3 separate regions of the Homo sapiens genome follow, and regions 2 and 3 are each linked to region 1. A link is a contact called in ENCODE Hi-C or POLR2A ChIA-PET data. All regions are on one chromosome and are shown on one strand. Each heading gives the region's core, a stretch centred on a gene start or an enhancer-like site at or near the end of the contact. The rest is flanking DNA. Distances are from core to core; before and after follow the strand shown.

What was found. Hi-C counts contacts between places; a loop is a spot of excess contacts on that map. ChIA-PET counts read pairs that join two places held with the same protein, here RNA polymerase II (POLR2A). Pooled maps may share reads with other maps.
Region 2: a pooled map shows a loop between it and region 1 (9-fold over the local background). The contact joins the enhancer-like site here to the promoter of ATP8B1-AS1 in region 1. A Hi-C loop is called at or near these places in 1 of 37 single-sample maps with no recorded cell type and 5 of 50 pooled maps. POLR2A ChIA-PET finds 5 or more read pairs at or near these places in 2 of 52 experiments (HEK293 and Panc1).
Region 3: a loop to region 1 is called in a map of MCF 10A, with 7 times the contacts of the local background. The contact joins the promoter of LINC01897 here to the promoter of ATP8B1-AS1 in region 1. A Hi-C loop is called at or near these places in 1 of 168 maps with a recorded cell type or tissue (MCF 10A), 4 of 37 single-sample maps with no recorded cell type and 5 of 50 pooled maps. POLR2A ChIA-PET finds 5 or more read pairs at or near these places in 1 of 52 experiments (MCF 10A).

What each region holds. Positions count from the first base shown.
Region 1 is chr18:57,627,657-57,632,520 of GRCh38, forward strand. ATP8B1-AS1 (ATP8B1 antisense RNA 1) reads left to right here and starts at 2,675. Exons shown (of 3, transcript NR_164148.1): 1 at 2,675-2,862. RefSeq lists enhancers at 2,327-2,376, 2,423-2,923, 2,447-2,936.
Region 2 is chr18:58,011,263-58,016,126 of GRCh38, forward strand. No RefSeq gene overlaps it. Among named protein-coding and RNA genes, the nearest start is that of NEDD4L, 31 kb to the right of the region's middle. RefSeq lists an enhancer at 4,003-4,232. Within about 2 kb of position 2,034, at least 4 of the 41 ENCODE cell types and tissues checked have a DNase peak (open chromatin) inside an H3K27ac peak, as active enhancers do.
Region 3 is chr18:57,959,529-57,964,392 of GRCh38, forward strand. It overlaps LINC01897 (long intergenic non-protein coding RNA 1897), which reads right to left and starts at 2,099. Exons shown (of 2, transcript XR_007066389.1): 1 at 1,974-2,099; 2 at 1,708-1,878.

The DNA of each region.
Region 1 (4,864 bases), core at 1,425-3,924:
ACTTACAGAACGCTGCATGTGTCTTTATGGTATTCAGCATCTCTCACCCCAGGACACATTTTCAGTAAAGGAAGTGTGACAGTGAGCTCATACCTATGGAATTCAGTGGTCTAACCATGTTCTTTGTGTTAGATTATTATTTAAAATAATCAGACATGCTTCTGTGAACCCAGAAAATCAGAGACAGGTCTCAGTTAATTTAGAAAGTTTATTTTGCCAAGATTGAGGATGCATCCATGACACCGCCTCAGGAAGTCCTGACGACATGTGCCCAAGGTAGTCGGGCACAGCTTGCTTGTATACATTTTAGGGAGACACGAGACATCAATCAGTAGAAGAATTACATTGGTTAGGTCTGGGAAGGCAGGACAATTTGAAGCAAAGGCAGGAAGACTTGAAGCAGGGAGGGGGTTTCCAGGTCACAGATAAGTGAGACACAAATGGTTGCATTCTTTTGAGTTTCTGATTAGGCTTTCCAAAGGAGGCAAATAAGATGTGCATCTCTCTCAGTGAGCAGAGGGATAACTTTGAATAGAATGAGAGGCAGGTTTGTCTTAAGCAGTTTCCAGCTTGAGTTTTCCTTCGTAAAAAGGAAAATATTTTGGGGGTCCAAGATATTTTCCTTTCACACTCCCTTCTCCCATACAGAAGGAATATACTTCCCTGCTTCATTTCTGCTGGGCTTAGCCATGTGCATTTACTTTGGCCATAGGATATTGGCAGGTGTGATGCAAGCAAAGGTTTACAATGTGTTTGTGCAGTTGGACTTGTGTTCTTGCTTCTGCCATTGTTAGAGAAGCCGAGGCCTAGGAGGGCCAGAGTGACACCATTTTAAGTTGAGCTCCATCTTGAGACTCCTTGCCAGTCACAACCCATGGTCATAAGATGTTTACAGTTGAGAAAACAGCCTAAAGATACCTGCAAGGACACAATCCTGTAACAACAGAAAGACCAGATGTCCCAATACCCGTAATATATGCTTTCAAGATAATTATAGTTATGCTTTAATGTACTTATACACTAAAATGTCAAGGAGAGTTTTCTTTAAATCAATAAAATAATAAATTTTGTCATGCTGTCAGACCACATGCACAAAGACACAGCTTAGTTTAGCCTTTACATAGACAAAACCCCTATATATCAAATTTTTTTTTTTTTCAGACAGAGTCTCGCTCTGTCTCCCAGGCTGGAGTGCAGTGGCGCAATCTCGGCTCACTGCAAGCTCCACCTCCCGGGTTCACCCATTCTCCTGCCTCAGCCTCCCAAGTAGCTGGGACTACAGGCGCCCACCACCACAGCCGGCTAATTTTTTGTATTTTTAGTAAAGATGGGGGTTTCACCGTGTTAGCTAGGATGGTCTCGATCTCCTGACCTTGTGATCTGCCCACCTCGGCTTCCCAAAGTGCTGGGATTAGGCGTGAGCCACCGCGCCCGGCCTATATATGAAAAATTTAAAATGGCCAGGCGCAGTGGCCCAGCACTTTGGGAGGCGAGGCGGGTGGATCATCCTGAGGTCAGGAGTTTGAGACCAGCCTGGCCAACATGCGAAGCCCTGTCTCTACTAAAACTACAAAAATTCACCAGGCGTGGTGGCGGGCGCCTGTAATCCCAGCTACTCAGGAGGCTGAGGCAGGAGAATTGCTTGAACCCAGGAGGCAGAGGTTGCAGTGAACCGAGATTGTGCCATTGCACTCCAGCCTGGGCAATAGAGCAAGAGTCCATCTCAAAAAAAAAAAAAAAAGAAAAAGCTAAAACAAAGACGGGGCATTCCTTTGCTTGCTTCCTAAGGACGCCCTACTCTGTAATGGAGGCGCTTTCAATAAACTCTCACCGTACCCTGCAACTTGTCTTGAATTCCTTCCTGCGTGTAATTCAGGAGGCCTCTCTTGGGGTCTGGATCAAGACCGCTTTTTCTGTGAACAACCACCATGAGAAGAACACGCCCTGACTGACCCACTGGTCCAGGGAAGCTGAGACATGGAGAAGACAGGGACCCAATCTTCAGCTTGGAGACACGTCCAGCTGAACTCAGCCCACATCAGTGACCTGCAGATGCATAAGTGAGAATAAACGATTGTTGGGTTACGCCTCTGAGTTTGGGAGGCATTTTGTTACACCTCTTTAGTGTGGCAATAGTAGACTAATAATACATGCTCTATTATGCAGAAGTGTGTGGCTTAAAATAATAGTTGAATGACCAGGTGCGGTGGCTCAGGCCTGTAATCTCAACATTTTGGGAGGCCATGGTGGGAGGATCACATGAGGCCAGGAGTTCAAGACCAGCCCGGGCAACATAGTGGGACCCCCGTCTCCATAAAATTTTTAAAAAATTAGCCTGGCGTGGTGGGCGCACGCCTGTAGTCCCAGCTACTCGGGACGGCCAGAATGAACGGCATTATCGTCTGTCTCTTCATTCTGATTCTGGCCAGCAAGGGGTGGCCTCCCCCTGCGGTCCTTGCTGTTAGGTCCCTGCGCCCCCTCAGCTTTGCGCTGAAGGTCGCTTTACCGGACCCCACTTCGCCCTACCAGGCGCAGGATGAGCGTCTCTGTTCTTTTAATGTGGCGTCCCCCACAGGCCACCGTACCAGGCCGCCGGTCCGGGGTTAGGGCACTTGACGCCGGCGCCGCCATGTTGTCTCCGGGCCACTTCCGCGTTTCTGGCGCGTGGTCTTGCATTTCCTACTTGGTCCTGTTCGTGGCGCCGCGCCTCCGGGTGTTGGGGAGTCCGGGATGATGGGGAATCCGGGGCTCGCCCTAGTCGCGGGGACACCGCCTTCCAGGAGCTGTCCCCAGGCAAACTCACAGACATCTTCAAAGAGCCTTCTTGGACATTCTGCTTTTTGCTCCTCATAACAGGCTTCGGTAAGAGAACAGGCAAACATCACTGCGGGCGCCTCTAGGGCTCGTTTCCCTGTCCCAGTACCGGGAATCGGGGAGGGGTCCAAGCAGAGTTCACTTAGTTAACAAATCAGTGAAGCAGTTGGAAAATCTCAGTTATATTTTAAATGAGATCGAGGGCGGTGACTCACGCCTGTAATCTCAGCACTTTGGGAGGCCGAAGCGGAGGTGGAGGGTCGCTTGAGGCCAGGAGTTCGAGACCAGCCTGGGCAACGTGGTGAGCCACCCCCGCCCCCGCCCCTCTATAAAAAATACAAGAATTAGCCGGGCTTATTGGCATGGGATTGTGGTCCCAGCTACTTAGGAGGCTGAGGTGGGAGGTCGCTTGAGCCATGGAGGTCGAGGCTGCACTGAGCTGTGATCACGCCACTGCACTCCAGCCTGAGGCTACGGAGAGAGACCCTGTCTCTAATTAATAAATAAATTATAGATAGATGATAGATAGATGCAATAAAAAATAAAATTGGCTTGTAAACGGCAAACTAAAAGTGGAAATTATCATTACAATGAAAATATTAATTTGAGGAACCGAAAACTTAACTTTCCTTTTCCTGTAGTTAAGTTTAAGCACTTAGATTTGCTTCAGTGATTCCCAGGCTTCATGATTGCAAGCTGCTTGCTTGTAAGCACCTTGTCTCTCACTAAAAAAAATTACAGTTATTTTAAAGTCCCGCTGGATGCTCATTCTTTAAGGAGGGTGAACAATGGTAACTCCTGTACCGTTAGAGCTCTGAATGAAGCCAGATACGTTCCATAGATCACAGAACTCATTTTCTGGCTTGGTGAGCCTGGTCAAGTTTCTTAACCTTTCTGAGCCACAGATGTTTCAATTATAAAGTGATAATAACCCTTCACTGGGAAGGTTATTGTGAGGATAATATGAGATCAGCTATACCAAAATATGCCTAACATGTACTTGACATCCAGTAAGCTTTCTGAATTAGGATATAAATGGCATTAATGGTTAATCATTGTTATTCTTTTGTTCCATGATATGCATGAATAACAACTTGAAGCCTTCAAACTGCTGAGAGCTGCTTGGTGGACCTCGTCTCTCAATTTGCCCTTCCCACTAAACCTGTCTTCCCCCAACAGTGGGCTTTCTGGTCAGCATTTCAGAATGTCTCAAACCGTAGGTCCTTCCCACAGCCCCAAATCTCAGCAAATGACCAGTCTCTTGCTTCAAGCTATTAAATGGATGCTGTCTGACAGCCCTCCCTTGAAACCTGCAAACTCTCGTGCTTTGGCATCCATCCTTTCCCTCTAGTGCAATGCAAGTCACATCCTCCCTCTGGCTAACCTCTCCACCCATCTTCTGGATTCCCCACACCTCTCCAATCTAATCTTCACACTCCAGCCAGGGCGAACACTTACAAATATAAACACAGTCATTTCATTCTCTATCTAGCAACTTTCCATGGACTTCCTTTTGCTCTCAGGGTTCACCTCAACATCCTTACAGGCTTTCCAGGCTGTGTATGCTCTGGCTTACCACTGCTTCTTATTTTTTTTTTTATTATTTATTTATTTATTTATTTATTGATTGATCATTCTTGGGTGTTTCTCGCAGAGGGGGATTTGGCAGGGTCACAGGACAATAGTGGAGGGAAGGTCAGCAGATAAACAAGTGAACAAAGGTCTCTGGTTTTCCTAGGCAGAGGACCCTGCGGCCTTCCGCAGTGTTTGTGTCCCTGGGTACTTGAGATTAGGGAGTGGTGATGACTCTTAACGAGCATGCTGCCTTCAAGCGTCTGTTTAACAAAGCACATCTTGCACCGCCCTTAATCCATTTAACCCTGAGTGGACACAGCACATGTTTCAGGAGAGCACAGGGTTGGGGGTAAGGTCACAGATCAACAGGATCCCAAGGCAGAAGAATTTTTCTTAGTACAGAACAAAATGAAAAGTCTCCCATGTCTACCTCTTTCTACACAGACACGGCAACCATCCGATTTCTCAATCTTTT
Region 2 (4,864 bases), core at 784-3,283, 380 kb after region 1:
ACAAAGATCCTTCCTGCTCTAACATCTATGATTCTTTTAATTATATCTGCCCACAATTCCCAGATGTTCATAGTCTCCCCAAAAGAAGGGATTTTTCTCTTGAAACCAAGCTAGACAGCTACAAATATGTTCTAAATTTCACAGGCCCTGTTCCCTATGGAAACACTTATGATTAAACCCAATTCCCAATTCAAATTAAAATTTAGCATTAGAGATTGAAATGAAAACTAAAGAGGATGATCTCAAAGTTGCTAATTTTTCTTCCCTCCCAGGGTCCTTAACACCATTGCAGTTTTGCTAATAACATAAGGATGTAGTAGCATCCTTTGCTAATAACATCATCTTGCATCCTGGATAATCTTGGCCCTATAAGCATCCGGGGGATAAAAACACTTTTCACTGCCCCTGTGGTCAATAGCTTCTGTGCTGTCCACTATAGACCCATGATTATAGCTCCTGGACAATCTCATTGACAGCACTGACCTCAATGGATCTGACTGTTTCCTATTAGTCCTGTGGTACAACAGCTCATTCATTCATTCATTGTGCCAACTATTCAAAGGATGATGAGGGAAGGCTGGAATAGCAGATATGTCTCTGTTCTTCAGGAGTTCACGAGTTCTCTATCCATAAGGATAGGGGGCATGGTTGGGGACCCACTCCTTTCATCATGGGTAAAGATTGGGGACAAACGAGAAAAGAAAACCAGGTTCAAGAAATTCATTAACTGTTTCCATTTATTATATGGATCATTACTACTAAAATAGACTTAGAGCATCAATCCTATCATTTTGCAGATGATGAAACTGAGACTCAGAGAGATGGAGTAATTTGCCCAATATTACACAGCACGTATCTGCAGCCTCCTAATTCAGGACTCCTTCTGCTATAGCAACAGGCTAAGAGAAGCCAATAATTGGCTTATATTTGCCAGCTGTTTTCATCAAAATCTTCCTGGTTACCCAAAGGGAAAAATGGCTTTCTACATTTTGTGGTAGGTCATTCTAGAAAAGAAAGATGCTAATCATCACCAACCATAAAACAAGAAAGTAATAAGCCTTCCAGATTATCTCTTCCAACCATTCTCCTATAGATCTGGACCATGAGGCCTAGAGGGCTGGAGCTTCAGCTCTCAAGGCTATGTGGGAGAGGCAGAGAGATTGGAATCCAGAATCCCAATCCCTGGCAAATGACCACTACCACACTGCTGCATCTCTGAAAAATATATCTTGGTGTTGACCCAAAATATATTTAAAAGCTTTGTCACATTTTTTTAAATGTCTATATGTGTACGCCAATGATTGCACAATCAATGCTGTGCTTTGATCTGTCACACTTTGGTCCTTAGTGCTGGTACATATCTCAATGGTGACAGGAGTGACATTCAAGGAAAAATGACTCAAAGATGCTTTAAAGTTTCCTAAGAAGATGCTCTATATATGAATCCCTTTAGCATTATTTCAGAACTCAAGAACCTTTAGCAGATTTCATATTTAATATAATGTCACCACTAGTTCAAAATCTATATATAATAAGATAGAAAAGGGCACCACTGGTGCTGAAAATGTCACGTTGAAGAGAACAACGAAGAACACACAATCATCTACAGCCTTCTCACTCAGCGCTGTCAGGAACCAACAGCACTGGCACCACCAGGAGCTTGTTGGAAATGCAAAATCTTGGGTTCACCCCAGACCTGCTGAATCAAATCTTTATTTTCACAAGATCCCTGGGGACTTGCATGCAGGTAAGATTTGAGAAGCACAGGTCTAAGGTATTTCTCTATCAATGAACAGAGCAATGGGTAGAGCAGAGGAGAGGCCCAGAAACTCAGAGTTCTGGTGTTCCTTGCATGGCCGTTGAAAACTGTCCCTAACCTCTCTGGGTAGCAGCTTCCTCAAGTATAAACTGAGGCTCTGGTTGAAAAGGCTGTTGTCATAAGCTGCTGACACAGAGCTTTTTTCAGTCCCAATTGTGTAGGACAGCTTGTGTGATGAGAATTGAATGACATGCATATCACACATTTGGTATGCTCAATGAATGCTATTAATAAAATTGTGAATCACAAATGTTACTCCCATTTCCTTCCCAGCTCAGGGAAGAAACGGTATGCATGACATGATGCATTGAATGGGGCAGCCTACATCTACTTTGCCTCCTGAGAATATCCTGAGCATCAGGCCAGTGTTGGCTTCGCCAGGAATCCTAACTCAGGTCTTGAAAGCAAGATTGTTGCTGTTAAAAAGGTGACATGGGATTTTTCTGTTTCCTCATTACATTGCTTTAGTTTCTCCCTGCCTGAAGCTTCTTTAATCTGTAGGCTGTGGGCACCACCTTTAAAGTTTTGACTCACATTATCTATCCCAAAGTAAATAATGACTAAAGTGGTGGCAAAGTCAACACATTCTTTGAAAGACAATGAATCTGGGTGTTGAATGAAATCAGATGCCAGGAATATATACATTGTTGTTACAACGCTATTACACAACAGGCCTTAGAAGAATTCCTTTTCTCCAGGTAAAAACTACCCCCGTACCAGTTACTCTGGGTGAAGAAAGGCGTCTATGTTTGGCAAGGACTAAGGAATATTTGACTTCATGAATCAATAACTATTCTCAAAGCTGCTATTGACCTCTGATCTGCAAATCTGTCAGCAAAGAGAGATTATGGTAACTATACTGCTAGTAAAATGCAAACCTGTTGGTTAAACATTTGCTGAAAGCCCTGCTAGTGACCCCTGTTAAAGTGAACCAAATTTGGCCACGTGTTCTTGCAATGTTCTGGAACATCAGAGAAAAATAACTGCCTGACCCAACACAGCTTAGCTCCTAGAGAGCTAAGAGATTTCTCTGGGCCAGAAGCGTTGGCAGGGATCATTCCTTTCTCAGTCTCTCTCTTCTACCACTGGGCCCGAGTTAGTGGGATCTGTTAGGAGGTTTTTGAATAATAATGACTGTTCTCAATCCTTCTGAAGATTCTCAAAATTAATTTCTTCTCAAGAGTGCTTCTACCCCACACAAAGAAAAGGTGCAAGAATGTTTTTTCTTATTCCTTCATCTCCCTCAATGCCTATCATAGTGTTTGGCACACAATAGGTCTTAAATACTTTAAAAATGAACAAAGTGTTCTTTCCACTGTGCTCCACCTATACATTGTACAACCATCTACTTGAACACTTACCATGCTGAATTTCGTGGTTTATTTATATGGCTATTTCACTTTTTTATTTTTATTTTTTGAAATAGATTCTTGCTCTGTCACCCACACTGGAGTGCAGTGGCACGATTATAGATCACTGTAATTGCAAACTCCTGGGCTTAAGTGATCCTCCCACCTCAGCCTCCCAAAGTGTTGGGATTACAGGTATGAGCCACCATGTCCAGCCAGCTATTAACCTTTCTGTGTTATGTCTTTCAAAAGAAAGATTCTTTGTCCTATTCATCATTGTTTCTCCATCACTTGTTACAGAACCCAAGGGTTATGGGCTTGGTTCATCCTTTCTGAGGAAGTGGGGTAGCAGATGATAGCAAGATAACCCTCGTTTGTAAATACCTTAGTGATGGACTTAACAATCTCTTCTTTAAAAATATAAGTGCAATAAGACCTTGACTAAAAGAGTAAGGTTCAGAATTTCCTCATAAAAGGTTCAGCTACACGTTAAAAGGAGAATTGGATTCCAAAGTTTAAAGTGATTCTATGAAAGCCTTTATTAATATTTTCTGTGTTCACTGAAGGAAAATGAGCAGCTGAGAGCATACTAAATAAGAAGATACCAATGATGCATTACACATCTTTAATTAGTACTAATGCGTGCTATGTAATTAATCCAATTTAGCATCCCTTCTCCACTAGAAACATCTCTCTTCCCTGCAGTCTCCACAGAATGGTATAAATGTGTCCTGATTTACTGCAAATAAGGTGCTTTCACTTCCTCACAGTGGTTCCCTGTCATGCAAATGCTCTCCACTTTCTGTTCTTGTGAGCTGGGGCTGGTCCCCTGGGTAACCTACAGAAGACCCAGACGATTTGGGGTAACTTTGGTTTCCTCTAGTTGGCCTAGCTCAGAAGACATTTCTCAAGTTCCTTTTCCAAGATTACGCAGATTCGACTCCATCCCTGCTAACTTAAAAGTCCAACTACAGAGGCCACCCGTTCCCCACTCGTATCTCAGCTCCTACCTCGTAACAGACACCAGAGTACGCTCCAACTTCTGGCCTCATTTTCCTTCAATATAATTAGCCGCACATAAATGCCCTTCTTTATTTTCTACCACTAGTTCCCATTCTGAGAGTTGTAAATCATCTCAGCTCGAATTGCCCCTCTTTCGTAATATTTCAAGTTGGGCTATTAACCAACCACCATCCCTTATTCTCTAAAACCCAGGCAATATAACATGACAGTTGATGATATAGCGAATTGCTCGTTTGACCAGGGACTTGAGATAATACAGTATACAAAGTTGAGCAGTGACTATCTTTTTGATATAGTAGCTTAAAAAATCACTTCCATGCTTCAGAATGCAAAGCAATGTGCATATTGCATTACATACTCTGCTAAGTCAAAAAAGAAGATGAGATTCCCTTTTCCACCCCAAAATGTATTCAGGAAGGATAAGAAAAGAACAAAAATGACTATAGAAGAAGACAATAGCAGAGTCTAGATCAAGGACTAAAACTGGCTATAATCAATCTCACAAGAAACAAAAACGAATGTATGTTCATTGTTTCTTAGGAGCATGACCTTTTGGAGAAAAGTCTGGAAATCTGACCTTTGGCAGAAAAGATGAAAAACTGATCTAACACCATTTTTCTTTGAGAAAAGCTCTTCTCTACACTATATCTGAAGAGCAAAACTTGAACTCATC
Region 3 (4,864 bases), core at 849-3,348, 330 kb after region 1:
CCAGCTCATCTTGGTGCCAGCTCACCAGGTCACGTGCTGACTTTACCAGTACATGTATGCTAATTAGTTATCATCCAATTGTTTGCCTTCCTAAAGGAATGAGGGCATCATCTCCTAGAATTTGTCTTCTAAGCTCTTCTCTTGACCCCGGAAAGAAATAGTGGACTTCATTGTTTTAGGGTGTTTCATTTTTGGAACACGAATTGCAGATGGGTTCGTGGTTGGCCGAGAGGAGCCAGGCCGAGAAGTTTGGCTATTTTGTCAAAGGCAATGAGAAGCCACTGAAGGTTTTAAGCAGAAAAGAATTACAGATTTGCATTTGAGAAGTATCAGTTTGGAGAATAAATTAGGGAGGCGTAAGATTTGGAGGCACAGAAGCCAGGTGGAAGGCTGTTTTTCAGGCTAGAAAAGTGGTAGTCTGTTGTAGGTTATATGCAATAGATTTGGAGAGAATGGGTTAGATGCAGGGATGTTTATGAAATGGGAATTGACTGGCTTACTCTGGAGGGGATGGGAAGGGAGGCAGAAAGGAGTCACAGATGACATCTTTATTTGTAGATTGGGTTGGAGTAGATGGTGGTGTCAATTAATGAGATAGGAAACCTAGAGAAGGAGTAGTTTATTTATGGGGGAAAAAAGATATGAGGAATTGAACTTGGGACATGCTGATCTGGAGGTGCCTACAAACCATTCAAGAAAAAGTGTCCTACAGACAATTGGAGATGCAAAGCTTGGAGCTAGGGGAGAGGTCTGGGCTAGAAACACAGGCCCATTCCCTCCATGGAGATGGTAACTGACACCATGAGAGTGAAGATTACCCAGGGGTAGGGATGATGAAGACAGAACAGGGTCCGGGAGGGAACGCTGAGGAAGACCAATATGAAGACATGGATGAACAAAGAGGGGACTAGAAAGAAGTCAGCAGGGGGACTGGAAAGAAGTCAGTAGAAAGATGTGTTATCACACAGGTGAGCCTTGAGGACATTACACTAAGTGAAAAGCCAGTCACAAAAGGACAAATACTGTATAAGTCCACTCATAGGAGACATCTAGAATAGTCAAACTCACAGAAAGTAGACACCAGTTGCGGTGGCTCATGCCTGTAATCCCAGCACTTTGGGAGATCAAGGTTGAGAATCACTTGAGGCCAAGAGTTCAAGACCAGCCTAGGCAACATAGTGAGACCCCCATCTCTGCCAAAAAAAAAAAACTAAAAACCTTAGCCAGGTGTAGTAGTGCATGCCTGTAGTCTCAGCTACTCAGGAAGCTGAGGCAGAAGGATTGCTTGAGGCAGGAGGATTGTTCGAGGTTGCAGTGAGCTGTGATCACACCACTGCACTTCAGCATGAGCAACAGAGGGAGACCCAGTCTTGGAAAAAAGAAACAGAAAGTAGAATGGTGGCTGCCAGAGGCAGGGGGCAGCAGGGAATGGGGAATTGTGGTTTAACAGGTATTGAGTTTCAATTTTGCAAGATAAAAAGAGTTCTGGAGACACATGGTGGTGATGGGTTATGGCCACACAGCAGTGGGGATGTACGGAATGCCACTGGTCTGTGCACTTAAAGATGGTTATGATAATAAGTTTTATGTTTTGTGTATTTTACAACCTTTTAAAAATAAAAAGTGTGTGCTATTGTGGGAGCCAAGATAACAGAGCATTTGGGGGGATGCAGTGTAGTCAGGAAGCATGCCAAAAGCCAAGTATGATTAGAACTAAAACATGTTTATTTATTAATACTTTACCAACGTGGTGACCACTAATGTTCTTTTTAAAAGTAGTTTTCTAGGCATGGGGGGCACAGAAGTCAGGTTTCTATGGATTAAAGACTAGAGGGTTTCCAGTCAAGTTGGCCTTGGAAGTTCAGGTCCTCCTCTTTGCTGCAATATAACAAAACATAAAAACATATAAAAACACATGAAAATATAAAAACAAAACAAAAATATAAAAATAGGCCAGTATAAATAGCACATACACACTTGCTGCAATAAAGCCAAGCTACAAAGGGTTTCCTGACTGCTCTTAAATATTCTCAACAGCATTATGGGGCAGTATTTCCTTGTCCTCAATACAAGACCTGGGCCTGTGGTGAAGTCAACTGTGAAAGGGGAGTGAGGGGAAATGAGAGAGGGAGAGGGAGAGGGAGAGAGAGAGAGAGAGAGAGAGAGAGAGGGAGAAATAAGCCAAAATTCTAAAACATACAAAAACAATTAAGAAAGGCATCCAACAAAATCAACAGTCAAAAGATAAATTCATTCTACATGATTGCAGTAATAAAATATTAAACTATTTAATATATATATATATTTAAGATCTACAGAGTAATAAATGAAGAACTTACATACCTAATAGAAATTTTATCAGGCAATAAAGGGAATAATGAAGAGAATTGTGAAAAGAAATAACAAGAAATATTTGAGGAGAAGATGGCTGAGAATGTTCCATCACCACAAATATGTCCTTAGATCAAAAGTATTCTCCCCATGCCAGAAGGTTAAATAAAAATAAAACCACACCTAGAAATAACATAATGAAACAGCTGAATAAAAATTCCAGAGAGAAAATCTTAGAAGCTACCAGAGAGAAATAGCAGTCAGATTAGCTAAAAGGGAATAGGAATTAAACAGCCCCATATATTTCTCATCAGCAATAACAGAAGCTAGAAGACCATGAGGTGGTATCTTCACAGTGTTGAGGGTAATATAAATGATTTTTCAAGTTATTATTCAAGAAGGAAGACAAAACTAAGACAGCAGGAATGCACCAGCCACCAATATTCCCTATTAAAGGAGACACGTCAGCAGAGAATAATGTGAACCCAAAACAACAGTGTGGGACACAACACACAATTGTGTAGACAGACATCAATAAAATAGTTCAGAAAATCATTGTTTTAAAAATTATCTTTCAGGTTTTAAAAAGGTGGAATTAAAACTCTAGAAACAATTACAAATATGTATGAGAAGGTTCACAGCAGTTTTATTCATAGTGGCTAAAACCCAGAAACAAGACAGGTGTAATATTAATAGGTGAATGGAAAAATAACTTGTGATATATTCATACAATAAAATATTACTTAGCAAAAAGTACACAAAAAGACTGATAGGTGAATTAATATGAACAAATTTTGCAGAAATGCTGAATGAAAAAGCCAGACCCAAAAGTGCACATCAATACTCCATTATTTCATTTATACAAAGTTCAAGAACAGACAAAATGAATTCATGGTGTCAACACAGGGGTTATACTTAGAAGGGAAATATTTGTTGGGATGGATTACAGGAAGTCTGTGGAGTAATGTAAATGTTGTATATCCTGGATTACAGGAAATCTGTGGAATAATGTAAATGTTGTATATCCTTTTATTTTTATTTTATTTTTTTCTTTTTGGGAGACAGGGTCTCATTTAGGATGGAGAGCAGTGGCACGATCACAGCTTACTGCAACCTCGATCTCCTGAGTTCAAGCGACTCTCTGGCTTCAGCCTCCCAAGTAGTTGGGACTACAGGCATGCACCACATCATCTGGCTAATTATTATTATTTTTAAATTTTTTGTAGAGACAGGGTCTTGCTATGTTGCCCAGGCTGGCTTCAAACTCTTGGACTCAAGTGATCCTCCCACTTTGGCCTTCCAACTTGCTGGGATTACAGGCGTGCCCAGCCTATACCTTGATTTTTACAATTCATTGAGCTATATGCTGAATATTTATGCGCTTTATTTTATGTAAATTGTAGCTGACTTTTTAAAAAACCTGCCAGCATTATAAAAATTGTGGGAGAAATAATGGGTACAGTCAGTAAAAGTTGTACAATTGATCATTTTAAACTCATGATCCCTAATAACCAAATAGTGGGAAGTAATTATAATGAAAGAGATGATGTAAGGAGCAGAAGAAAATGCAAACAAACAAATAAAACAAACCTTTCACTTTCATTCATATCTTCAGAAGATAAGAAAGGATGTTGTGTATATGAAGCAAGGTCAGGGACGCTAAACATAAGGAACATTTTGAAAACAACAAAAAAAGAATTGTTAGAAATTAAAAATATAATTTTAAAAACTTCAAGCAAAGTATTGGAGAATAAAATAAAAGTCATTTCCTGGAAATCAGAAAAAAAAGGACAAAGACAAAAATAGGGAAAAATGTAACAAAATTAGAGGATCCATTTAAGAGATCTAACATCTGAATTAGGCATTCTTAACCTGGGGTCCCCAGACTCCTAAAAGGTCTGTGGAATGAGTTCGTTCATAAACCCATATGGTAAAATAATACATCTTTATTTTCCCTAACCTCTAACAAATATACAACATTTCCTCTTTTAAATGTCCAGGCAGCCATGTGTGGCAGCTCATGCTTATAATACCAACACTTTGGGAGGCTGAGGTGGAAGGATCCCTTGAGCCCAGGAGTTCAAGACCACCCTGGGCAACATAGCAAGACCTCATCTCTACAAAACATAAAAACATTAGTCAGGCGTGGTGCTGTCCTTGTAGTCCCAGGTACTTGGGAGCCTGAGGCGGAAGGGTCACTTGAGCCCAGGAGTTCAAGGCTGCAGTGAGCTAAAATGCCACCACTGCACTTCAGCCTGGGAGACAGAACAAGACCCTGTCTCTAAACAATAAATAAAAATAAGTAAGCTGGGCGCGGTGGGTCATGCGTGTAATCCCAGCACATTGGGAGGCCAAGGTGTGTAGATCACTTGAGGTCAGAAGTTTGAAACCAGCCTGGCCAACGTGGTGAAACCCCATCTCTACTAAAAATAAGCCAGGTTTGGTGGCATATGCCAGTAATCCCAGCTACTTGGGAGACTGAGGCAGAAGAATCACTTGAACCCGGGGCAGGGGAGGTTGCAGTGAACCGAGA